Regions from separate parts of the Homo sapiens genome. Here all the other regions are linked to region 3. The links are chromatin contacts, found by Hi-C or POLR2A ChIA-PET in ENCODE. All regions are on one chromosome and are shown on one strand. Each heading gives the region's core, a stretch centred on a gene start or an enhancer-like site at or near the end of the contact. The rest is flanking DNA. Distances are from core to core; before and after follow the strand shown. Region 1 holds the start of ITGA5 (integrin subunit alpha 5). Region 2 holds the start of ZNF385A (zinc finger protein 385A). Region 3 holds the start of CALCOCO1 (calcium binding and coiled-coil domain 1). Region 4 holds the start of GPR84-AS1 (GPR84, ZNF385A, ITGA5 and GTSF1 antisense RNA 1). Region 5 holds the start of ZNF740 (zinc finger protein 740). Region 6 holds the start of SCAT2 (S-phase cancer associated transcript 2).

Region 1 (3,434 bases), core at 921-3,420, 690 kb before region 3:
AGGCCAGCCAAAGAATGACTAAGGGGCTCCCGGTGTAAACAGGAGCAGGGAATGGACAGGGAGGGGGCCTGTTTGAGTTGGCCAAGGCTAGGGGTGGAGTGGGGAGGAGGACTGGGGCAGGACGCTATGTCCCCTGTCCCCCACCAAGGCTCCTGGGAGGAGCTGAGTCACACACCTCCTTCCCTGCACCCCTCCCCACCCCCACCCCTAATCTCCCAAATCCTGGGAAAATCTAAAGAGTTTGCCTAGACTGAGAAAGGAGAGTGTTTGGTTCACACACGTGTTTTGCTGGGCTAAAAAGCAATCAGGCCTCAGCCCTTCTCCTCCCAAAGGGGGTTCCCAGCCCATGGCTTGAGTAGCTCTCACCTAAAGGTTGCCTTTTTGGCAATGCTGGGCTTAAAGATCCTGACCCAGAGATTCCCTGGGTTCCTCACCTAAGAAAGGGTCAGGACTTGCAGATGTGAGAATGGGATACGGGCCAGCATTGCCCCACAGTCTGGCCAGCCAGCCTCTCCCTTGGGCTGCAGCTGGCTCTGGAGGGGGGCTTTTAAAAAAGCAGATGGGTGATTTGGGACAGGAAGTGGAGTAGCAGAGTGAGGGGGAGAGTCATGGCAGGAAAAAAACATTGACTCTGGGCACTCTTATTCTGAGCCTTTCAGCCCGAAGTGGGGCAGGGGACTGGAGAACAGAAGGGACAGGGTTGACAGGATATTATTGACAGGGTATTATTCTGGAAAGTGAGGAGTCCTGGAGGAAAGAGACTGAAAGGACTTGTAGTCCCCTCCCCCAGACTAAGATAAAGGCTAGAATCCTGAAAAGTGATCTCATCACACAGAGCCTGAGCTTGGGGAAGAGGTGGGCAGGGGGTCACTGCCTTCCCTTTCTAGAGTCCCTTCCTCTACTTCCACAGGGGAATCTGGGAAGAATGGGGTCCTGGCTTTCCGCTCCCATTGTTTTTTTGGTTTTTGGTTTTTGGATTTTTTTTTTTTTTTTTTTTTTGGATACAGTCTTGCTCTGTCACCCAGGCTAGAGTGCAGTGGTGCAATCGCGGCTCATTGCAGTCTCTGCCTCCTGGGTTCAAGTAATTATCCTGCCTCAGCTTCCCGAGTAGCTGGGATTACAGGTGCGGACCACCACATCTGGATAATTTTTGTATTTTTAGTGGAGATGGGTTTTGCCATGTTGGCCAGGCTGGTCTTGAACTCCTGGCCTCAGGTGATCTGCTCACCTCGGCATCCCAAAGTGCTGGGATTACAGGTGTGAGCCACCGTGCCTGGCCAGAGCTCCCAGCGTTTACAGCCATTAGGAGCTGAAGGTTGGGTCCCTTTGCAAGACTTTCCACCACCACCACCACCTCTCACAATTCTCCAGGTTTGTAGGAACCCGGCCAGTTTAATCAAGCAGGTACTGAGGGGCCAGCCACTCGCAGGCTTTTGGTCAACTGTCAGATCCAAGGAAGGGGCTCAGCAGAGGTTTACATACCCTAGGACCAAGAAGGGGGCAAACTGGAGCAGAATCCTCCTGATGAATGACCCCAAACTCCTGGGTTTTCAATACTAGCAAGCTTGGAGGAGGAAGCAGCGGAACTTGAGGAGCCCGTGTAGGTCCTCTAGCAAGCTGACTGCGAACGCTGTCTCTGTACCTCAACTGTTGTGTCCCAAATCCAGCTGGCCAGAACCCAGGCACCCGGCGGCCCCGGAAGGCAAGGGGGAATCCCAGTTGGCCGGACGCCAGAGGAGTCTCCTGTCTCTTTAGACCCCAAAGTCTCCTCCCTAAAGCACTGAGGGAGACCCCACACACATATACAGGCTTCCTCCGCCCACCAGAGGTGATTCCTTTCCTCATTAGGAAATTCTCCGCTCCCTTTTCCGACTCGTTTTCCGAGCGTTTACGTTGTACATCTGGAAAGGAATGGGGAGGAAGGAGGGGGAAGCAGAGAGGAGGGGGAAGAACCCAAACCCGCCCAGTCTAACCCAGTCCAGACAACCGGCTTCCAGCTGGGGCTGGGGAAAGGGGGTTGGAGGGGTGCGCCCCCCCCCCACGCCCCTTAGGGGTGGGGGACGCGGGCTCAGAGTTCCAGGGACCCAGGAATGCCCCCCCGCCAGCCCCCTCGGCAGGCGGGGGGAGGGCTCAGCCGGGAGTTTGGCAAACTCCTCCCCGCGTTGAGTCATTCGCCTCTGGGAGGTTTAGGAAGCGGCTCCGGGTCGGTGGCCCCAGGACAGGGAAGAGCGGGCGCTATGGGGAGCCGGACGCCAGAGTCCCCTCTCCACGCCGTGCAGCTGCGCTGGGGCCCCCGGCGCCGACCCCCGCTGCTGCCGCTGCTGTTGCTGCTGCTGCCGCCGCCACCCAGGGTCGGGGGCTTCAACTTAGACGCGGAGGCCCCAGCAGTACTCTCGGGGCCCCCGGGCTCCTTCTTCGGATTCTCAGTGGAGTTTTACCGGCCGGGAACAGACGGGTGAGTGAGGAGGGCTGGAGACGGGATGGGGGTGGGGGAGCCGCCTGGAGACTGGGGGCGCGGCTGGGGTCTGGAGGGGACCAGGGCTTAAGTTTGAGGGTGGAGTTTGTAAGGAATAGAGCTGCAGTTGGGGGCCCTGGCTAGAGTTGGGGGCCCGCGCTGGAGTAGGGAGGGCACCGTGGCGGGTGAGGAGGGGCCCTGGCGTTTGAGATCAGTGGGGAGACATGTGTCCGGTGGGGAGAGGACACGGAGCTGGAGAAGTCTGGGCAGGGGTCTCCGGGCCAAGGGAGAGGAGAGCGCGTGAATGGAGAGCTGAGGGTCTCTGGCTGAAGTCTGTGGGCTGCTGGGACCTGGGGCGGGTGGGGGCGCAGAGGGGGCGCAGAGGCCGGGAAGGGCTTTTGGGGGCTCCAGGAGACCTCGGGATCCGTAGGGGCCATTGTGCGGCGAGAGAACGGGTAGAAGCCGAATGAGCTACGTGTAGTAGGAGGAAAGTCAAAGACTGAGGGGGTCGGAAGGTTAAATGGGGGCCAGCCTCATCCTCCCCTCCCCCCTCAACTCAGACCGGGGAAAGACCCGAGAGAGGACGGCGGCTCCCTCTCCTTTCTCCTCTGTCTCCTACTCCTCCCTCCGCCCCCAATCTCTGTTCAGGCGAGGGGATCCGAGAACTGGGGGCGAGTGCGGGGACCCTGGCACTGGGGCCCTGGGGCTGGGGGCGAACTCAGCCAAGGGCGGGTGCTGGGATGTGTCGGGAGGGGTGTGTGCGCGCGTGAAGGGGGGTGGGCGGTTTCCCTCTTCCTCTGGCTCTTGGGAGGAAGAGAAAAGCTGGTTTCCTGTAGCTGGTCGGCTGGAGCTGTGCTGAGACCGGGACTTCTGGGGCTGGGGTCGGAAGCTGGGGAGACGGGGGCTCCGTGGGGCCAAGAACGTCAGAATGAAGGACTCAGGACCCTGGAAATCTCAAAGGAGGATCCTTATTCCCAAC
Region 2 (3,575 bases), core at 871-3,370, 660 kb before region 3:
CTTGGAATTCATTACCTGGCACATAGTAGCCTCAAATTTTTTTCTGTGGCTTTTTCTGGAACTCTGCTGTCTCCTCTTAAGATGGCTTTGAGGAGTGGGAGCCTAGAGAAATCTAGAACCAGGGAAAGGGTCAAGCCAAGCTTCAGCCTCTGGTGCTCTGGGGCAGGGCAAGTGCCAGCCCAAAACCAGCTGCTGGGGGTGGATGCTGGGTGCAGGGGACTCTGGGAGCACTCAGGTTTCTCTCACCATTCCTGATGCCGCCTGGGGCTCATTAAGGCTGCCCTGGCCTTGGGTAACAGGCAGTAAGGGAGGGTGGGGCACAGAGGGCAGATGCCATAAGGGGACAGACCAGGAAGGGGAGGTGGTCAAGCTGCCCCATCCATCTATCTGTCCCTCTCTCTTCTCTTTTATCTTTCTCGCTGTCTCTGTTCTCTGTCTCTCGGTCTGTCTGCCCTAGTCTCTAGTTCTGTGTCCAGCTTTTCGGCAGTGTCTCTCTGTTTGTATGTCTGATTTCGCTCTCTGACATCTCTCCATTGTTCTCTATCCTTTTCTCTCTCAGTGTCACTGTCCGATTCCTCAGTCACCTATTCCTGCTGCTACCACTCTCCCATCCTCTCACTCACTTTCATCTGTCCGTCTCTCTGTGTGTGTGTGTGTGTGTGTGTGTGTGTGTGTGTGTCCTCTCTCCACCCCATCCCAACCTTGAAGGTGACAGAGGAGGGAATAGACACAAAGCATACAGACCCCCAGCTACTTAAGGGTCAAAGCCAAGGATCTTACCCTCTCCTTTAGCCCTGAGAATTCTGAAGCCCAAACTCCCAGTAGCCTTGACCCCCTGCTCTGTCTCAGTCACCCTGACCACCCATCCTGGCATGGGGTGAAAGAGACAGACCCCTCCAGACCTTTCTGGACCAGCTCCCAGCCCCCAGCTGTGCCTGAGCCCTCCCCACCCCCTCCCTGTCGCCTCAGATTCCCCTAATCCCTGCTCCCCTGCCCTCCCCTCTGCCCCACTTTTCCAGGATTCTGATTGGCTGATTCTACTGACTGGGCTGAGGGGGAGGGGGCTGGCAAGGGAGGGGGCAGAGGGCAGAACCAAGGGAAGGGGACGCTGTCAGGCCCAGGCCCCTGGGGGGCCAGGGCCAGGCCACTGCCTGGGGGCAGCAGGCATCAGAAACTAAAGGTATGAAAGGGGGTGGTGTCTGGAGGGAACAGGAAGGGATCCTGGAGACCTTCTGCTCTAGTAAAGTCAAGGGAGGACGGGCCAAGCACGCAGCCTCCTCGGTTTGCCTTTGTTCCTGGGAACCCCTGTTGCTGTCAGGGGGTTACTGGAGCAGTGAAGGGCGGCCAGAACTCCCCAGCTGGTGCACAGCAGGGTCGCAGAAGGGAGCTGGGCCAGTGGAAGCCCAGAAGGGCTCTGAGGACCTTTGGGCTGCCCCTTTGGAGTCTGGTGGAGTTCCTCCCGTGACTCTGAGAGGAGGAGGAGAAGGTTTCAGAGAAGGGTAGTTGAATGGCTGGCCTGGACTTTCATTTCCCCTTGGGGTCAGACCCAGGCATTCCCCGCCCATAGGCCAGGTCGAGGTTCCTCCTGCAGAACTGGACCTGTAGCTGAGCATTCCTGGTGAGACAAAAGGGCATGGGGGAAGACTGAGGAAGGTTGGGAGAAGGGGCTCTGAGAATGGCCTAGGTAGTTCACCTCCCAGAGCAAAAGCCACCCAACCCACTACCTACCCCCACAGATGTCAATAGTTAATAAAGAATTATAGTTAGAGCAAAATCTAATTCTAGGGCATCTGAGAGATTCAGCAGCCCCCCTCCAAATCTAAGTCTCAATATCCCCCTCTGGTCAGTAGGATGAATCACCCACTTGACTCTCTTCTTCCTGGGGCGATACCAAGCTTTAGGATCCCCTGGGGGAAAGCAAAACCAGAAGAAGAGGGTGGCCAGGGGCTTGAGGCTGGGAGTCCTGCTGGTTCAGCAGGCAGCCTGCAGAAAAGGTATGAGCTCTTACTGGGTCTGTAATGTGCCTAAGGAGTTTGGGGGAGGGAGGCTGGAAAAGGGGGAAGTGAAAACCACCCAGAAGGGAAGGACTGGTCTACACCCTCCCCCAGGCCCACAGGGCACTGTGCTCCATTGCTCTGGAGCCAGCAGGGGAAGTGTGTACACTATGTGCACTGAGGGTGACACTTCTGAGTGTGGGGGCCCTGGCTAGGGAGTGGGACTGGCAGGCTTGGGTGGGGTTCCCAAGCTTTAATCTTCCTACCCCACAGAATGTTTTCTCTGCCCTTCAGGCAGCCTGAGCCGGGCAGGGCCCCTGCCTCTGCTACGGCAGCCCCCGATCATGCAGCCCCCACTGGACCTCAAGCAGATCCTGCCCTTCCCACTCGAGCCAGCCCCTACCCTTGGCCTCTTCAGCAACTACAGCACCGTAAGTAGCAGCCTGCCTGCCTTCTCCATCCTCTTGTGACCCGACCTTTCTCTCTCAGACCCACCTCTGCCCTCTTCTTCTGTTTCTAATTCCTTATCTCCTCTTATGACCCCATCTTCCTTAATTCTAGTTAATTTTGAGTATTGTGGGCCATCTGGTACAGTGTTAACAACAATAATAATAGCTAATATTTGCTGAGGTCTTGCTACGGGCCAGACACTGTGCTAAGTGTTTTATATGAATTATCTCATTTAGTCCTACAGTGAATCGCCCTACCATCTAGAGAAGTAATGAGACTTAAATTGGTGGTAGTAACAGTAGGGAGGTAGGAGGGGTGTAGGTGCTGAATCCAGAAAGAGGGAATGAGCAGGAAAATAAGCATGCCTGTTTGTAAGTTTCACCTCTCTGCAGTCCACGGCTGGGTGGGTAGCATCAGTGGGATAGGGCTTGGAGGACTGGCAAGGTGGTCTAGATTTAATACAATATGAAATAAGGAGGTGCTGTCTATTCGTGTGTTTGTTTGTTTGTTTTTATGAGACGGAGTCTCACTCTGTTGCCCAGTCTGGTGTGCAGTGGCACGATCTTGGGTCACTGCAGCCTCCACCTCCCCAGTTCACCGATTCTCCTGCCTCGGCCTCCCAAGTAGCTGGGATTACAGGCGTGTGCCACCACACCGGGCTAATTTTTGTATTTTTAGTAGAGATGGGGTTTCACCATGTTGGCCAGGCTGGTCTCAAACTCCTGACCTCAGGTGATCCGCCTGCCTCAGCCTCCCAAAGTGCTGGGATTACAGGCATGAGCCACCACACCCAGCCGCCACTGTCTATTCTTGAGCAGGAGAGTGACTTGGTAAGAGCAGTGTTTGAGGAAGGTGAGTGGGGCAACTGGATGAAAGGGAACAGAGGCAGGAGGAAGGTGACAGTTAGGAGGCTGTCCTAGCAATGCAGGCCCGAGGGAAGCCTCAAAAGCCAGACGGGGCTGGTGGCAGTGGCAGTATGAGTGGAGAGAAAGGGAGAATGGGGGAGGTAATTTCAAGGAAATATTGACAGGCCATGGTGACCAACTGGTGTTTGGGGGTGGGGGAGAAGAGAAGGCATGAGTCAAGGATGACTCCAGCATTCAGGCCTTTGTGATTGGATGGAAGTCACCA
Region 3 (3,593 bases), core at 744-3,243:
TATTTGAAAGTAATGACTATAATTAAAATAATGAATTACATTTATTATTTTAAAATAATGAATTACATATATTATTTTAAAATAATGAATATTTACTATTCATTCTTTCAATAAAAGTAACTGAATACCTAGCATAGTACCTGCCACATATTTGTTGAATGAATCTGTTTCACATTACTTTGTGCCTTGCACTGAGCACATAAATGCTCAGTGAACATTTGTCTCCTGTTAATGAACCAGCACTGTTCCTTAGAACAATGGGAGTTAGTATCACATGCCAGAGTTTCTGGACTGGGAGTATGGTGACTGCTTGTGCTTAAATCTTGATTCTGCCACTCACTAGCTGGATGACTCCAGGCAAGTCATTAATTGTGCCTCAATCTCATCATGTGTAAAATGGGGATAATAACAAGGCGTATTACATAAGCCTGTTGTATTAAATGGGAAAATTCTTAGCATAGTTTGAACAGATCATAAGCACCCAAGAAATGGAAGTTGTTACCATTTTTAGCTCCGAGACTGTTTTCTCGTAGACCTTTATTTTGGGCGGAAGACAAGAGCCAAGAACTCTTGAGACTTGGGTCCTTGAACAGACCTCACTCTTAACCCACTCCAGACCTTGAGCTACCTCCTCATCCAGAAACTGGTTCCCTAACTCATAAATCCTGACTAATGACACAGACACATCACCTTAATGTTTGTGCAGCCCAGTAACTAATTTTTAAGTGCCTGGAGATCTTCAGATGAAAGACACTGAGGGCAGACACCGCATTCAGTCATAAAAGCAAAACACTACCAAAAAACTTGGAAAAGGCAGAAGCTCCATAACTTAGTGCAGTAGAGAATTAAAGCAGGCACCTAGGAAGAGGAAATCAATCCTTAAGACTGTAATCCTTTAATGCAGAGCCAGAGAAAGAGGTAATTCTGAATGCCTCCGACTACAGGGATGGAGAATAGCGAGAGGGGGGACAGGATGCCCAAGTCTATAACGTGACTTGGGGTGTGGGAGACGTGTCAATCTTTCACCTCTCCTAAATAAAAACCGGAACGTCAACATGTATTGTTATCCTAATTAATTTAAGCCACTTAAAAGGCTTGGGCAAACAGGCCCCATAAGTGGCTTGTTTGTGAATTGTGACAGGTCCTGAATTATGCCAAGCTCCCTTTTCAATTTCATTCTTCTCATTCCACCGCTCCTACCACCACCTCAGTCAATTGTATCCTCTTCCTAGACCCAGAAGCCACTCTGGGGGAGCCCAGTCCAGATGTGGATATGGTCAGGCCCCTTAGCACTGAAATCCTCAAGTTGGAAAAAAATGGTCAGCTGTGCAGAAGACATCATTCTTACAAGGTCTGTCCCTGAGATTGAAGTAAAGAAGAAACTGCTATACCCCAGCTATCAGTTTCCCATCCCCAAAATGGTGGGTAGCTGTGGTGTAGTGGCAAGAATATATGACGTGGAATTAGCCAAGGCTAATGCAGTTCTACATTTCATAGCTTTGACACTTCACACCGCCTCCTTAACCGTACTTCACTTTCTACATCTATAAAGCGTGCATAACGCTTAACGCCTATCTCACAGGTGGGTGCGAAAAGTACAGGACGGGACGCAACAGAAACCGCTCTGCCCACCGTTAAAGCGTTATATGGAAGGCTTTAGAGCCGTAAATCCTCCCCAGCCCCCAACAACGCACGTTACAAACCAGCAGCCACCCCTAATGCAGCCGGCCCCCTCCTAAGGGATCATGGGCCTTGAAGTCCTTTGCTGGCCACACCCTCGTTTTCTGTCATAGGAGTGAGAACTACGCCTCCCAGGATGCCGCGGTGAGGCCGCCGTCACGGACGCCCTCTTCCCCGCCCTCCTTGCGCGCAGCCTTCTGGGATGTATAGTCCTAGATCCGAGCACGCAGCGGCAAAAGGGCGCAGAAGAACCACAAACCCCAGAAGCCCTCGCGCCCACTCTTCTCCCTCCCCTCCAGAAGTCGGAGTGCTGTTTTTGTTGTTGGTGAAAGGTGAGGGGAACAGCTGATCCGTCTGTTGGGTAAGAAACTTGGCCTAATTGGGGGCGATCTTATGGGAGGGGAGGGTCACCCCACTTTCCAGTTTGGGGAAGGATAACGTAAGGGAACTGTCGAAGGGGAATACAGGAGCGTTTGGGTTGTAACCCTTTCCGTACTGGAGAAGCCACCCCCGCTGTTTGGGGAGTTCTTGGTTTCAAGGGGACTCTGATTGGGGGTGGGGGGCGCCCCCTCGTCGTCCTCTCCTTCTTCTCAATGCGTCTCTATAAAGCTGATCCCTTCAAGGGAGCTGAAATCTGCTTATTCGCTCCCAGGCAAGACGTGTCCCCTACACGTCTTCCCTCTCTCCCCTACGCAAATCCAAAGGCCTTTACGACGCTGAATCCCTGGGGAGGAAGGGGGACCTTCCAAGGTGTAGAATGTCAAGGAACTCTAGAGCCCTACAGAGTAGGGGATGGGACACCCGCTCTCCGCCCCATCATGTGAACATCTGAATCAGGCTACACACCTACATCTTAGGTGCCCAAAACTTTCTTTCGGACATGAAGAACGTTTACAGCTGTTACGGATTTTCTTTGTGGGGTGTATTTTAGGGTTCTCCAGGTATATCTTTGGGGACAATTTACCCCCACCCTTAGAAAGCTGGAAGAATTGCATTTGGAGAAAACATGGATTAGTTTCAACCAGGAATTTTTCAGGGAGATGAACATTAAAAAAAACTTTTTGTTCTACCTATTTGGGGGACAGAAGTTGCTCCTTTTTGTGTTGCTGGCTCACCTTTATCCACTGAGTTTCTGTTTTCTTTTAAAGTTCCTGTCCCCTGGACTTCAGCCTGGTGTGGGTTTGTGATGTTTGGGGGCGTGCATATGACTAGTGACAATGGCTGGTTGGACATGTCAGCTGTGAGTGACACAGGAAATAGATTAGTGGGCTGGAAAGGAGTGATGAATAAGAGGGCCATCTCACAGCCCTGGACTGAGGAGTTCTTTTGATCGTTATTATTGTTATCTGTCCTCACCCCACCCTCATATTTTCCAATTAACTCTCCCCAGCTAACTTGGAACACCCCTTCCTCTCAACCCCATCCTGTAGTGTGTCTCCAGCTACCAATACAAACAGATGGAAGGATGGAGGCTGAGGGGAGCAGAGAGAAAATGAGGAGAGAAATACTAAAGTGAAACCAGTAGGTTTCTAGTCCTGCTGCAGGCACAGTCTGGAGAGAAGAATGTTAGGTTCTTTTTGAACTATCTCCCCTTTCCTCAACGTTAAATATACATTTCCACTTCTTGGGGCCCCTTACTTCCCACTTTCTAGTCTGTTCCCTGCCCTGGGGTGGGGCTTTCCTGGCTCCAGGCCCCCACATTCCATCTCCCCACCCCCACCACGTTCCTGCTAAGCGCCTCACTCCACCCTTGAAGTTGCCGCCTCCAGAATTCTTGACTTCCTGGAATAATAAGTCAAGGGACAGAACCTGTCTTTCCTTATATCCTCCCCTTCCCTTTGTCTCTTGGATGCCAGCAGAAGCTTTCTGCTTCCCTAGAATTCATGGGGGTAGGCAGCTCAGAGAGATGAAAA
Region 4 (3,886 bases), core at 1,209-3,708, 630 kb before region 3:
TCTATATTAGAGGACAGTCCCTCTCATCTGTTGCAGTATTAGGCCTGAACTCTTTCCCAGCCCTGGAAACAGTTGGTGCCTGATTGCCTCTAGTTTCCAAATCCTCTTCCATATCCATAAAAGAATAACCCTAAGATATCAATCTCATCTCTTCCTTTCTCCCAGGTTTTCCTTCAGAGGCCTAAAATCACCTCAGGGTCATACTCTTCTCTGTTTTCCAAGTCTTCAGAGACAAGGGAGAGAGGAAAGCTGGAGTGGGAAAATGGGGTTGTGAGCAGCAGCCACTGGAACCCAGCCTTCCAGCCTCCCGGCATCCGGCCTAGTGCTCCCTCCTATCTGAAGGAGGTCAGCCATTGCCCTCAGCCCTGGTCTCTGGCTACTTCTCAATACTGGTGATAAATCCTGTCTTTGTCTCCCCTCTGACCCAGGCCCCAGGCAGGCTGGGGGTCAGAGCTGGGGGAGGGGTCAGTGTGGAGGAAGGGGAGATACAAGGAGAATGGGGAGAAGATAGACAGGAGCAGCTGGTGGGCAGGCATGGGGGGTGGGCAGTGAGGGGATGGGGCTCTTCATTCTACAGATCCTGGACATTCCAGCAGGCCTGCATTCCAAGTGAGAAAGCCAGGATTGCCGAGTTGTGGAAATACCTTTGGAATGGTCCCTTGAGCATCTGGAATACTGGGAGATGGGGGGCTAGTATGGGGTGCCTCAAGGAAAGAGACTGCTGAAAGAAGTGGAAAAATATTGTGGAAATCATCCTATCCATACCGCAGACCCCTGTGCAAATGTGCCATGCGCACACACACACACACACACACACACACTCACACACACAGGACTTATGGCATGAGGGAGCCCCGGAGAGCCAGGCTGCCCTTTGCCTGGCCCCTCCCTAGTGGCCTTCTCTTGCTATGACTTTCCTGTTTCCAACTCTATTCTTTTTCTCTGCTCCCAGTCTTGCCTTCCTTCTTTGTGTCTCTCATTCTCCCAGTTTGTTATTCTCACCGTCTCTCAGCCTCTGCCTCGGTCTCTCAATCACTTTTTCTCTCTCATTTTGTTTCTTTCCATCTTCTTGTCTCCCTCTCGCCCCTCCCCAAATTCTTTGGACGCTGCTCCATCTGTCCTGTTTCTGCCACTCTTCAGCCCAGCCATCCCTCCTACCTCAGTCCCACCTCAGAACCCTGTTCTGACCCAGAGGATACCTTTGGGAGTTAAGATTCCAAGAATAGATGGAAAGGAGAAAAGAGGCTCTGAATGAGTCCCTGCTTTAGTGGGAGGTCTGGGAATCATACTGGGTTATGATATGGCACGGAAGGGCAGGGTGGGCAGAAGGTGACCAGAAAGAGAAGCACAACTAAGGGAGGTAGGGTGAAATGAGAGGGAAGAGATTGAAAAAGAAAAGGCATAGGCCGGGCATGGTGGCTCACACCTATAATCCCAGCACTCTGGGAGGCCGAGGCGGGCGGATCACCAGAGGTCAGAAGTTGGAGACCAGCCTGGCCAACGTGGTGAAATCCTGTCTCTACTAAAAAATACAAAAAAAAAAAAAAAAAAAGCTAGGCATAGTGGCACATGCCTGTGATCCCAGCTACTCGGGAGGCTGAGGCAAGAGAATCGCTTGAACCCGGGAGGCGGAGGTTGCAGTGAGACAAGATTGCACCACTGCACTCCAGCCTGGGCAACAGAGCAAGACTCCATCTCAAACAAACAAACAAACAAACAAAAAAGGACACCAGGCCGGGTGCAGTGGCTCATGCCTGTAATCCCACCACTTTGGGAGGCCAAGGCAGGTGGATCACTTGAGCCCAGGAGTTCAAGACCAGCCTGGGCAATATGGCAAAACATCGTCTCTATAAAAAATACAAAAAGTTAGTCAGGCATGGTGGCACACACCTGTAGTCCCAGCTACTCAAGAGGCTGAGGTGGCGGGATCACCTGAGCCCAGGGAGGTCGAGACTGCAGTGACCTACGATCATGCCACTGCACTCCAGCCTGGGTGACAGAGTGAGACCCTGTCTCAAAAAAAAAAAAAAAAGAAAAGAGAAAAGAAAAGACACAGAATGACAAACACTAAAGAGAGAAGGGTGCGGACTTAAAGTTCTCTCTGTGTGTTTTGGGTCAGTGTGAAGGGGAGGAGCTGAGGGGCATCTCTTAAGTCATATTGAGATACAGGTTCAAAGACAAGGTCTGGAGGCTCAGCCAGAAAGATGTGATGTCCACCAGGCATCCACAATTCTGGACTCTCTGTCACCTACCTAGGAAGTTCTCAGAGACCTTTTTCTCCTCTCCAGACAGTCTTGGAGTGTTGGTTCCTTCCCCATTCACCTCCTCCACTCTGTCACCTCTCTTCCTCCCCCAGTGAGAATGACATCAGCTCTGGCTGCCCCTGTCCTCAGCCCTGTTGCTGATGTACTCTCCCATGGGTGAAACAGAAGGCTAATCACCTTTGCCCCATGCATTCACTCTCTAGTCCAGGAGCTGGAGTTTACATAGCCTAGCACTCTGGAGTAGGAGTGGGAGGAGGCTGTACCAAGAAGGTAGCTGCAGAACATTGTGGGAAAAGAGGGGGCATGGGCATCAGGGGGAGGGAGAGGGAGAGGAGTGGAGGAGGGCACTTGAGGAACAGAGGCAGCAGCAGTAAATCACCCTGTTGGGGGGCTCCCTCTGCCTGAGCTCAGTGGGGTAGGGAAAGAATAGACATAGGGGGGTGGGGGGAAGAATGGGGAATCGCCACATCTGGCAGGCAGGTGTCTGGCACTGTTCAGGCTGTAGCCACTTTCCCAGCCAAAGGGGAGGAAGGGGGAGAGGGGAGGAGGGGCCTCCCAGCATTCCCTGGGAAAGAGGGAAAGGCTCACAAACAGAAAGACAGAGGCTTACAGACAGAAAGAAACCAAGGAAAAGAAATAATCAGACCCTGCTCCCAGGCTCTGCTTCAGTCAGTGCTTGGGGATGTGTTTACTCATAGCCCTGAAAAAAAATTGCTGGCCAAAAGACTGGGTAGGCCAGGGCACCAAAGTTCCATTCATGCTGGAAAACAGAAGGCAGGAGTTTAACCCAGACCAGGCTGGGGAAACTGAAGCTCAGAGAATTCCAAGTTTGAGAACTGGATAGAACTCCACACCATCACAGATCACCACCACCCAGCTCTGGCACTGACACTGCCCCTCCCCCAGGTCAATGCTGTGTGGTGAGTAGGAAGATTAGGATGTTAAGGCTGAGTATTGCTTTTCCCCAGCTCAGACAGGCAAAGACAAAAGAAGTACCTAGTCTTTATCCAAACTCTTGCACTCCAACTTTCAATGCAGGACTGTTGGCAGACGTGGTACACCCAGGTATTTTTCTTTTCTACCTGCTGAGGAGTATCCCATGCACAGGTGCCCCATAGTTGTTGAGCTTAATTGTCAGGTTTTCACAGAAGAGCAGGCAAGACTGGAAAACTCTGGGTTTCATGTTCTGATGCTGGAGAGACTCTCCCCATTCCTGCTACCTTCCTTCCCCCATCCTTTCCCATCTGAGATACTAATTTGGTCTCCCTTGCTTAATCCTGGAATTGCAGGTCCATTTTATGAGCGGCAGAGGTGACTGAGGAGACCCTTCAAACTGCAGTGGAGAAGAGGCTCCCCACACTCCCCCCTCCTTAAAAATCCTGCAGAGGAAGGGGGAAAGAAAACCAAAGCATTCTGTCGCCGCGGCAACCATAAAACCCCCAGCTAAATCCATCTTGTGAGCTCACCGCCCCATTAAGATGCAGGGCCAGGCGCTGCGCCAGCCCAGCCACATTCATTTGTGCGAATAAAGGTGGAGGAGGGGGAGGGGAGCAGGCTCTGGAGGGACGGGGAAATGGCGAGAAGAGGTTATTTACACCACCGTCCTGACCTTCTGGAGCAGC
Region 5 (3,638 bases), core at 202-2,701, 550 kb after region 3:
AGCTCCCTGAAGGCAGGGGCTGTGGCCTGTCTCCTTTCCTTCCTCTAGATCTCCCCCTGGTGCTTAATACAGAGCTTGGATCACTGGGGTTGGTCAATATGTTGACTAAGGCAGCATTCAAGAGTGAAACTGCAAACAGGCTTCCCAGTTATCTTGGAGGAGGACTCTAGAGCTTTTTACCTGAGCCATGCTGATTTCTCACTTAAGGCAACCCAAAAGTTCAGGAGTTCCTAGGTCCACCTTTCCTTGAGACACTGTCGTTTTGAAGAACTGTCACCAAATCACGGTAGCGACTCCTTCGTGTCCCATCAGTCCTGTTGCCATATTGAACTTTGTCTTCAAATAGAACTTAGTGTCCTCCGAAGAAAAGATAGGTGTTCCAAGAATCCCTGGACTCTGCCTGGCTCCTGCCTATTGTCTGAAGAAAAAGAGAGTCTACCAGTCTTGGTTTTCCAGTTGAATTCTCTTGATGAAGCTCACGATCTGTTTCAGAAACCTGAAACCAGAAAGGAAGAGGGGGGCTGCTAAATGCAACATCTTCAGGCCATTACAACGTGCGATATGAATTTTTTTTTTGCTGGGCGCTCTCTGTGAAGCTCAGAACGAGGACATGAGTCAAGAAGAGTTTTCTTTCTAGGTCAATAGGAGGAACTGGTCTCCTGGGCAAGGAGTGGAAGCCAACAGGAGCAAAAGTAATTGGGGCCTCCTATGGAGGAACTCTGCCAAAAGGAAAGTTGCTTGGATTTGCCATCTCAGGAATGGAAGAAGGGGGCGGAGACCCTTTGGGGCTTTTGTGCCCAGTGGGCCGGCCCGAAAAGCTCGCACTTTACAGAGGCGGCAAGACTAGGGTGGAGGAAAGCTCAAGGGCCATCGCTGGGTGCTTCGGTGGCGGGCAGAAACGGGACTGGCAGTGCCCACACGTGTGCGTTCTCCCCGTCCGCCCGAAGGTAGGGAAACTTGCTGCGGAGGTGGAGGACAGGCAGGCGAAGCCCGGCGCGGCGTGTCGCCCGCCTCGCTCCGGCCAGCCAGCCTCTGCACCCGCTGCACCAACCGGGAGCAGAGCCGGAGAGTGCCGAGAAGCGCGCGAGATGCGTGCTCGCGCCCGCGTCCCCTCCGAGAGCCCTCTCCCGGGCCGGGGACGCGGCGGGACGCGCGGGCAGGGGGCGGTGTGCGCGCACGGCCTTTCCCCTCCCTCCCCCGGAGATCCCCCTCCCTTCGCCACGCGCCCCTCCTCCCCTCCCCTCCCCCTTCCCGCGCGGCACCCCACGGCTTGCGAGCTACTGAAGCGCTGCCGTCTGTACGGACGACGCTGCGGTCTTTGGGGCTTGCTCCTACCTGCCAGGCGCGGCCTCCCGCTGGCTCCCTGGCCGCGCGGCGCCTCCTCCAGGCCCCAGCACACCCTGCCAACCCCACCGCCGCGGCTGCCCCCACCGGGACCGAGGCAAGTTTACAAACACCAACCCCGGCCCGTTTCCCCGGAAGCACTTCCCCCTCCCCCTCGTCCTCTCCGCCGAGCGGCTGCATCCACTTCCGGGCTCGGCAGCTAGACTAGCGGGGGCAGCCTCAGAGCGGGTGAGCTTGGGGACGCACGGAGAGGTGCAGCTGGGTGAGTGGGCGGCGCCGTGCGCCGAGGGCATGGAGGAGGGAGCGCTGAGGCCGGCGCGTGCGCCGTGGCCGGGGCGCGCCCCGGCCGCCATCGAGACTGAGGGCAGGACCCTCGGCCCTTCGATGATTGTACGCTGGGTGCTCGATGGGAGGAGGGTTTGCTGGGTGAGCTGGTTCAGACTCCTTGAAAAATCATCGTCACTCTTTCTTCCTCGCGGACGTCCTGCCCATCGCTCTGAGCCGGCGCCCCAAGTAGAGCCAGAGTAGTTCGTACCCAGCCTTTTCACGTAACTCGGCCGAGGTGGTTCTTCTCCGAATTTTTTCCGTCAGGCCCAGATTAGCAGATTTTGGGGTCAGCTGGGAGAGGCGTTAACTTTTCTTCGCACACTCTTGCTTTGTGCGCTCAACCACAGTCTGAATTCTCGCAGAGGCGTTCCTTGAGTAGCCCTTGGCCACACTGCTCACCTCCCTGCAGAAGTCAAAGCCCCAGCCCTCCTCTGCGAATCCCGAGGCCAGCCTGGTTGGTTACCTTCTCCCCTTCGCCCTTTACTCCAGGCCGTCCAGCATCAAACACTAGCCTCCACACGTGGAAAAGACCCTGACTCCCACAGTAGACTAGTCTTATGGGAGTCCTGGCTCTTGGGCCAGGCTGCATTAGGAAAATGGAAACCAGACTGTCTTCAAATTCTTCTGCCTAGCCTTAGCCATTAGAGAGAGGTCCTGCTAAAGATGGACTGCAAATGCGCTTGATGGAAGGAGATGTCAATTCCACTGAAGTCCTCATTTCTGCTGTAGGTGATATTATGTCGTGACTTTAGGAGAAGTAATGGTGATACCAAAAGAAAAAAAAAACTGTATGATGAAAAAAAGACAAGGATTCTCAACTTTTTTTTTTTTGTAGACAGATTTCATTTCCCTGAGCCACTCCATGATTTGGGCCATTGAAAGTACGTTTTTTGTGTTTTAGGATCATTCTAAAATAGAGACAAAATGGAGAAAGAGAGAGATAAAGAAACATCACCAGGAATAAGTCTTTTAAATCTTTTTTGAAAATTAGCTCCTACTTATTTTACAAATCGACACAACGCAAAAGTATAAAAGACACAAAATGGTTATTCTCCCCCTCTACTTATCCCATGCTCCTGAAGGGAATCATTCTTACCAGTTTGGTATATATGCTTTTAGGCTTTTTTCTGTGTTCATACAAAAATCTTTTCAACCAGTATTTATTGAGCACCTGTAATGCGCCATACAGTGTATTTTAGACATCTGAGTCAGCTAACATTTAAAAAACTGTTGCACAGTATTCCAGTTTATGTGTGTGCCTTGTCCCATCTTGATGAACATTTAGGTTTCAGATTTTTTTGCTTTATAAACAATACAATAATGAACATCCTTAAATAGTTATCTTTTTGCTCCGGGCAGGGTGGCTCACACCTGTAATCCCAGCACGTTGGGAAGCCGAGGTGGGCGGATCATCTGAGGTCGGGAGTTCCAGACCAGCCTGACCAACATGGAGAAACCGCGTCTCTTCTAAAAATACAAAATTAGCCGGGCGTGGTGGCACATGCCTGTAATCCCAGCTACTCGAGAGGCTGAGTCAGGAGAATCACTTGAACCCGGGAGGCGGGAGTTGTGGTGAGGCGAGAGTCGTGCCTTTCCTGGGCAATAAGAGTGAAACTCTGTCTCAAAAAAGAAAAAAAAGTTACCTTTTGCATTTATAAGGATTTATAGATAGGATATGTGCTTTTATTTAAATTTATTTTTATTTTTATTTTTTTTTGAGATGGAGTCTCACTCTGTCACCCAGGCTAGAGTGCAATGGCACAATCTTGGCTCACTGCAACCTCCACCTCCCAGGTTCAAGCAATTCTCCTGGCTTAGCCTCCTGAGTAGCTGGCGCCTGCTGCCAGCCCGGCTAATTTTTTTGTATTTTTTAGTAGAGATGGAGTTTCACCATGTTGGTCAGGCTGGTCTTGAACTCCTGACCTCAGGTCATCTACCCACCTTGGCCTCCCAAAGTGCTGGGATTC
Region 6 (3,919 bases), core at 1,290-3,789, 540 kb before region 3:
CTAAGGGCCTTAAGGAGAAGTGGGAATCGTGCAAGTCTGGGCCAACTGCAACCACTCATCAATGGCATATCTAATTAATCCATGTGATAGGGAGCTTTGCATATGCGCTCTCCTCTGCTCTTTAACCCTGGCTTACTTCCTAAAGGATTTTGCTTAGTTAGGGGGCTTATAGAATTTATGTTGAAACTCTACAATGGAGAGCTCATTGATTATGCATCTTGACATTTGGTTTGATTACCATCTTTAATTCAGTGGGTAGTTCAGTGAGGCAGCTTACCAATTGGCTTTCTTTTTCTTTTTTTTTTTCTTTGAGATGGAGTTTCACTCTTGTCTCCCAGGCTAGAGTGCAGTGGCGCAATCTTGGCTCACTGCAACCTCTACCTCCCAGATTCAAGCGATTCTCCTACCTCAGCCTCCCCAGTAGCTGGGATTACAGGCACCTGCCACCACACCTGGCTAATTTTTGTATTTTTAGTAGAGATGGGGTTTCGCCATGTTGGCCAGCCTGGTCTCAAACTCCCGACCTCAGGTGATCCACCCACCTTGGCCTCCCAAAGTGCTGGGATTACAGGCATGAGCCACTGCGCCCGGCTGGCTTTCATTCTTAATAAGAAGAAAGCTTAGTGAAAGATCTAGAATTATGTGTACTTTTGCTCATAAGTGGTGATGAAAATGAAATGACTATAACAAGATAAGAAAAGCCACCAGAATTGGTATTGAGAAGTAGTGACTGCTTTGTGGGGGTAAGGCAGGAGGATTGCTTCAGCCCAGAAGTTTGAGACCAGCTTGGGCAACACAGTGAGACTGCATCTCACCAAAAAATAAAAAAATGTAGCCAGGCATGGTGGCGTGCCCCTGTGGTCCCAGCTGCTCAGAAGGCCAAGGTGAGAGGATTGCTTGAGCCCAGGAGTTTGAGACTGCAATAAACTGTCCGCACCACTGCACTGCAGCCTGAACAACAGAACGAGGCCCTGTCTCAAAAAAGAAATGACTGGAGGGATGAGAGTAGAACCTGAACTGGACAAAGCAGACAGATACCAGGGACCCTATGTGGGTTCTTCCAGCATTAAACGGTCAATGCTGAGGGCTAACCATTACCTCTTTTTTATTTGAGACGGAGTCTCACGCTGTCTCCCAGGCTGGAGTGCAGTGGTGCGATCTCGGCTCACTGCAAGCCCCGCCTCCTGGGTTCACACCATTCTTTTGCCTCAGCCTCCCCAGTAGCTGGGACTACAGGCTCCCGCCACCACATCTGGCTAATTTTTTGTATTTTTAGTAGAGACAGGGTTTCACCATGTTAGCCAGGATGGTCTCAATCTCCTGACCTCGTGAGCCACTGCGCCTGGCCTTTTTTTTTCTTTTTTCTTTTCTTTTTTTTTTTTTTTTTTTTTGAGATAGAGTCTTACCCTGTTGCCCAGGCTGGAGTGCAGTGGCGCGATCTCAGCTCACTGCAACCTCCGCCTCCCGTTTAAGCGATTCTCCTGCCTCACCCTCCTGAGTAGCTGGGATTACAGGTGCGTAACTGCCTCAGCCTCCCGAGTAGCTGGGATTACACCACGCCTGACTAATTTTTTTGTGTCTTTAGTAGAGACGGGGTTTCACCATGTTGGCCAGGCTGGTCTCAAACTCCTGACCTCATGATCCACCTGCCTTGGCTTCCCAAAGTGCTGGGATTACAGGCGAGAGCCGCTGTGCCGGCCTACCTCTTGTTTTTCTGGGTTGCCCTAGCTTGCTTGTGATGCCCTCTCTGTAATTGCTGAGGACTGATAAGTTTTTTGTTTGGTTTTTTTTTGAGACGGAGTTTTGCCCTTGTTGTCCAGGCTGGAGTGCAATGGCTTGATCTCGGCTCACTGCAACCTCCATCTTCTGGGTTCAAGTGATTCTCCTGCCTCAGCCTCCCAAGTAGCTGAGATAACAGGTGCCTGCCACCACACCTGGCTAATTTTTGTATTTTTAGTAGAGACAGGGTTTCACCATGTTGGCCAGGTTGGTCTGGAACTCCTGACCTCAGGAGATCTGCCCGCCTCGGCCTACCAAAGTGCTGGGATTACAGGCGTGAGCCACCGCGCCCAGCCTCTTTTCTCATCTCAATGGGCCTTAGGTGCTGTAATCTATAGTTATTGGTAGCTTTACCAGATAGTTCCTATGTATATTTAAGAGAGAAGGCTGAGAGCTGTTATGCCTGAAAGACTCCAGAAATTTGAGAAGCTACTCACCCTTTCCCTTGGAGATTTCCACAAGGATAAGGTTGTGTTCAGAGGCTCATCTTCTTTTCCTCTGTCATGGTATTGGGATTCTATCTTAATCACTCCATCATCCTGCCAGCCATGTCTCATTTCTCATGCTGGAAAGCTCCCTCCTCCTAAGCTCAGTGTGAACCACCAGTCTTGATGCTTTATCTGGTCTAGGCTCTAGCCCTTAAATTGTTTGACTGGCTTTGTGTTTCATTTGACCCTAATACTCCGGGTCACACTGTCTAAAAGAGAATTATGTCCCCTCCGATGTCTGAGTGCATTTCTCATTTCTTACTGCTGCTCCTGAGCAGATCTGTAACTTCAAGGTTAAGATAAGACACATTCCATCAGAACTATGTCGTCATCCTTGCCAGCTTCTGATCTGTGACTGTCTAGGAGATTTACAAGACAATTGCATGCCATCCTTTAAAGAATATTATGGTTGTACTCTGACTCCTGGCATCAGGCCCAATTCGATTTGTCAGTGGTTACAAAACCCATTTCCCAAAAAGAAAAGGACCTCGGCCCATGTGCCCTTTAGGCAGTTCTTAAGGGTGGAAAGGAGGGAATTGAACTCAATCTTTATTTTCTGATGTTTTGTGGGGAGGGGTGGACACCAGAATATTTTTGTCTCTTTCCTCATTAAATTCACTTTTCTTTCTCTGAAAGGTTTCACCAAAATGTTAGTATTGCTGTCATTCTCTCCTGTTCCTTATTCCTTCACAGAGTTACTATTAGTCTTTTCATTCTGCCATCTTTAAAGTTTGTCTGAGTTTTAAGGAATAAGTATTTTGCCCTTGAGAGAGAACGTACCTACCCTGTTCTCTGAAGGTTTATTCGTTTTCCAGTGCCTAGTTAACAAAGACACTGTTCCTCTTTTTCTTGCTATCTACTAATGTGTTGAGCTGCAGGAGTTACTGCATGTGATATGGTTTACTAGCTTAGGAATTTGGAAGGTCACATATTTTCTTCTGCTGTTGTATTCAGCCCTGACATATTTTTACAGAAGGTTCTTTTTGGGGGACTTAATAGATCTTTGGTTTCAACATAAACTCACTTTTTCCCTCGGAGGTACGTAGGGCAGGTAGTACAGATTTATTTAGCCCGTTTAAATGATGCCGGGGTTAGATGGAAAATTTATTTACTCAGGATAACACATGGCAAGTTAATCAGAGTCAGGATCCTATTTAAATGTTTGTTATTGTTTTTATATCCCTTAATTATGAAAAGTTAAAAGGTAAGAGTTGAAAAATGCCGTTTTTAATTGGAGGTTTGCTGATGGTCCATTCAAATCTGAGGAAATCTTTTGTAATTAAAAAATTTCTGGCCGGGTGCAGTGTCTCATGCCTGTAATCCCAGCACTTTGGGAGGCCCAGGTGGGCGGATCACAAGATGAGGAAATCGAGACCATCCTGGCCAACATGATGAAACCCCATCTCTGCTAAAAATACAAAAATTAGCTGGGCGTGGTGGCACATGCCTGTAATCCCAGCTACTTGGGAGGCTGAGGCAGGAGAATCCCTTGAACCAGGGAGTTGGAGGTTGCAGTAAGCCGAGATGGCGCCACAGCACTCTAGCCTGGTGACAGAGCGAGACTCCGTCTCAAAAAAAAAAAAGAAAAAAGAAAAAAATTTCTACTTTGGTCTTACACCCTATGGTTTCTTCTGTTTGACAGTCGTAATAGT

Evidence for each region. Hi-C counts contacts between places; a loop is a spot of excess contacts on that map. ChIA-PET counts read pairs that join two places held with the same protein, here RNA polymerase II (POLR2A). Pooled maps may share reads with other maps.
Region 1: a pooled map shows a loop between it and region 3 (2.6-fold over the local background). The contact joins the promoter of ITGA5 here to the promoter of CALCOCO1 in region 3. A Hi-C loop is called at or near these places in 1 of 168 maps with a recorded cell type or tissue (naive thymus-derived CD4-positive, alpha-beta T cell) and 5 of 50 pooled maps. POLR2A ChIA-PET finds 5 or more read pairs at or near these places in 1 of 52 experiments (activated B cell).
Region 2: a loop to region 3 is called in a pooled map, with 2.3 times the contacts of the local background. The contact joins the promoter of ZNF385A here to the promoter of CALCOCO1 in region 3. A Hi-C loop is called at or near these places in 1 of 168 maps with a recorded cell type or tissue (gastrocnemius medialis), 1 of 37 single-sample maps with no recorded cell type and 1 of 50 pooled maps.
Region 4: a loop to region 3 is called in a pooled map, with 2.4 times the contacts of the local background. The contact joins the promoter of GPR84-AS1 here to the promoter of CALCOCO1 in region 3. A Hi-C loop is called at or near these places in 1 of 168 maps with a recorded cell type or tissue (B cell) and 8 of 50 pooled maps. POLR2A ChIA-PET finds 5 or more read pairs at or near these places in 1 of 52 experiments (AG04449).
Region 5: a loop to region 3 is called in a pooled map, with 9 times the contacts of the local background. The contact joins the promoter of ZNF740 here to the promoter of CALCOCO1 in region 3. A Hi-C loop is called at or near these places in 1 of 37 single-sample maps with no recorded cell type and 8 of 50 pooled maps. POLR2A ChIA-PET finds 5 or more read pairs at or near these places in 1 of 52 experiments (activated CD8-positive, alpha-beta memory T cell).
Region 6: a pooled map shows a loop between it and region 3 (3-fold over the local background). The contact joins the promoter of SCAT2 here to the promoter of CALCOCO1 in region 3. A Hi-C loop is called at or near these places in 1 of 168 maps with a recorded cell type or tissue (naive thymus-derived CD4-positive, alpha-beta T cell) and 4 of 50 pooled maps. POLR2A ChIA-PET finds 5 or more read pairs at or near these places in 2 of 52 experiments (B cell and IMR-90).

What each region holds. Positions count from the first base shown.
Region 1 is chr12:54,418,002-54,421,435 of GRCh38, reverse strand. ITGA5 (integrin subunit alpha 5) reads left to right here and starts at 2,170. Exons shown (of 30, transcript NM_002205.5): 1 at 2,170-2,455. The coding sequence starts at 2,238. The region is part of intron 2 of GPR84-AS1 (GPR84, ZNF385A, ITGA5 and GTSF1 antisense RNA 1); the gene reads right to left.
Region 2 is chr12:54,383,278-54,386,852 of GRCh38, reverse strand. It overlaps ZNF385A (zinc finger protein 385A), which reads left to right and starts at 2,120. Exons shown (of 7, transcript NM_015481.3): 1 at 2,120-2,425. The coding sequence starts at 2,339. All of the region lies in intron 1 of GPR84-AS1 (GPR84, ZNF385A, ITGA5 and GTSF1 antisense RNA 1), which reads right to left.
Region 3 is chr12:53,725,852-53,729,444 of GRCh38, reverse strand. CALCOCO1 (calcium binding and coiled-coil domain 1) reads left to right here and starts at 1,993. Exons shown (of 15, transcript NM_020898.3): 1 at 1,993-2,041. LOC105369774 (a long non-coding RNA gene) reads right to left here and starts at 2,866. Exons shown (of 3, transcript XR_944973.3): 1 at 2,796-2,866. RefSeq lists enhancers at 1,841-1,900, 3,218-3,593.
Region 4 is chr12:54,352,263-54,356,148 of GRCh38, reverse strand. GPR84-AS1 (GPR84, ZNF385A, ITGA5 and GTSF1 antisense RNA 1) reads right to left here and starts at 2,458. Exons shown (of 4, transcript NR_120487.1): 1 at 2,253-2,458. It also overlaps a transcript of GPR84 not described here.
Region 5 is chr12:53,178,535-53,182,172 of GRCh38, reverse strand. ZNF740 (zinc finger protein 740) reads right to left here and starts at 1,451. Exons shown (of 7, transcript NM_001004304.4): 1 at 1,336-1,451; 2 at 181-496. The coding sequence starts at 189. CSAD (cysteine sulfinic acid decarboxylase) reads left to right here and starts at 1,248. Exons shown (of 17, transcript NM_001244705.2): 1 at 1,248-1,441; 2 at 3,031-3,071. RefSeq lists silencers at 434-728, 1,082-1,381, 1,672-1,761 and an enhancer at 1,424-1,982.
Region 6 is chr12:54,261,235-54,265,153 of GRCh38, reverse strand. SCAT2 (S-phase cancer associated transcript 2) reads right to left here and starts at 2,539. Exons shown (of 2, transcript NR_157844.1): 1 at 2,217-2,539. All of the region lies in intron 1 of CBX5 (chromobox 5), which reads left to right.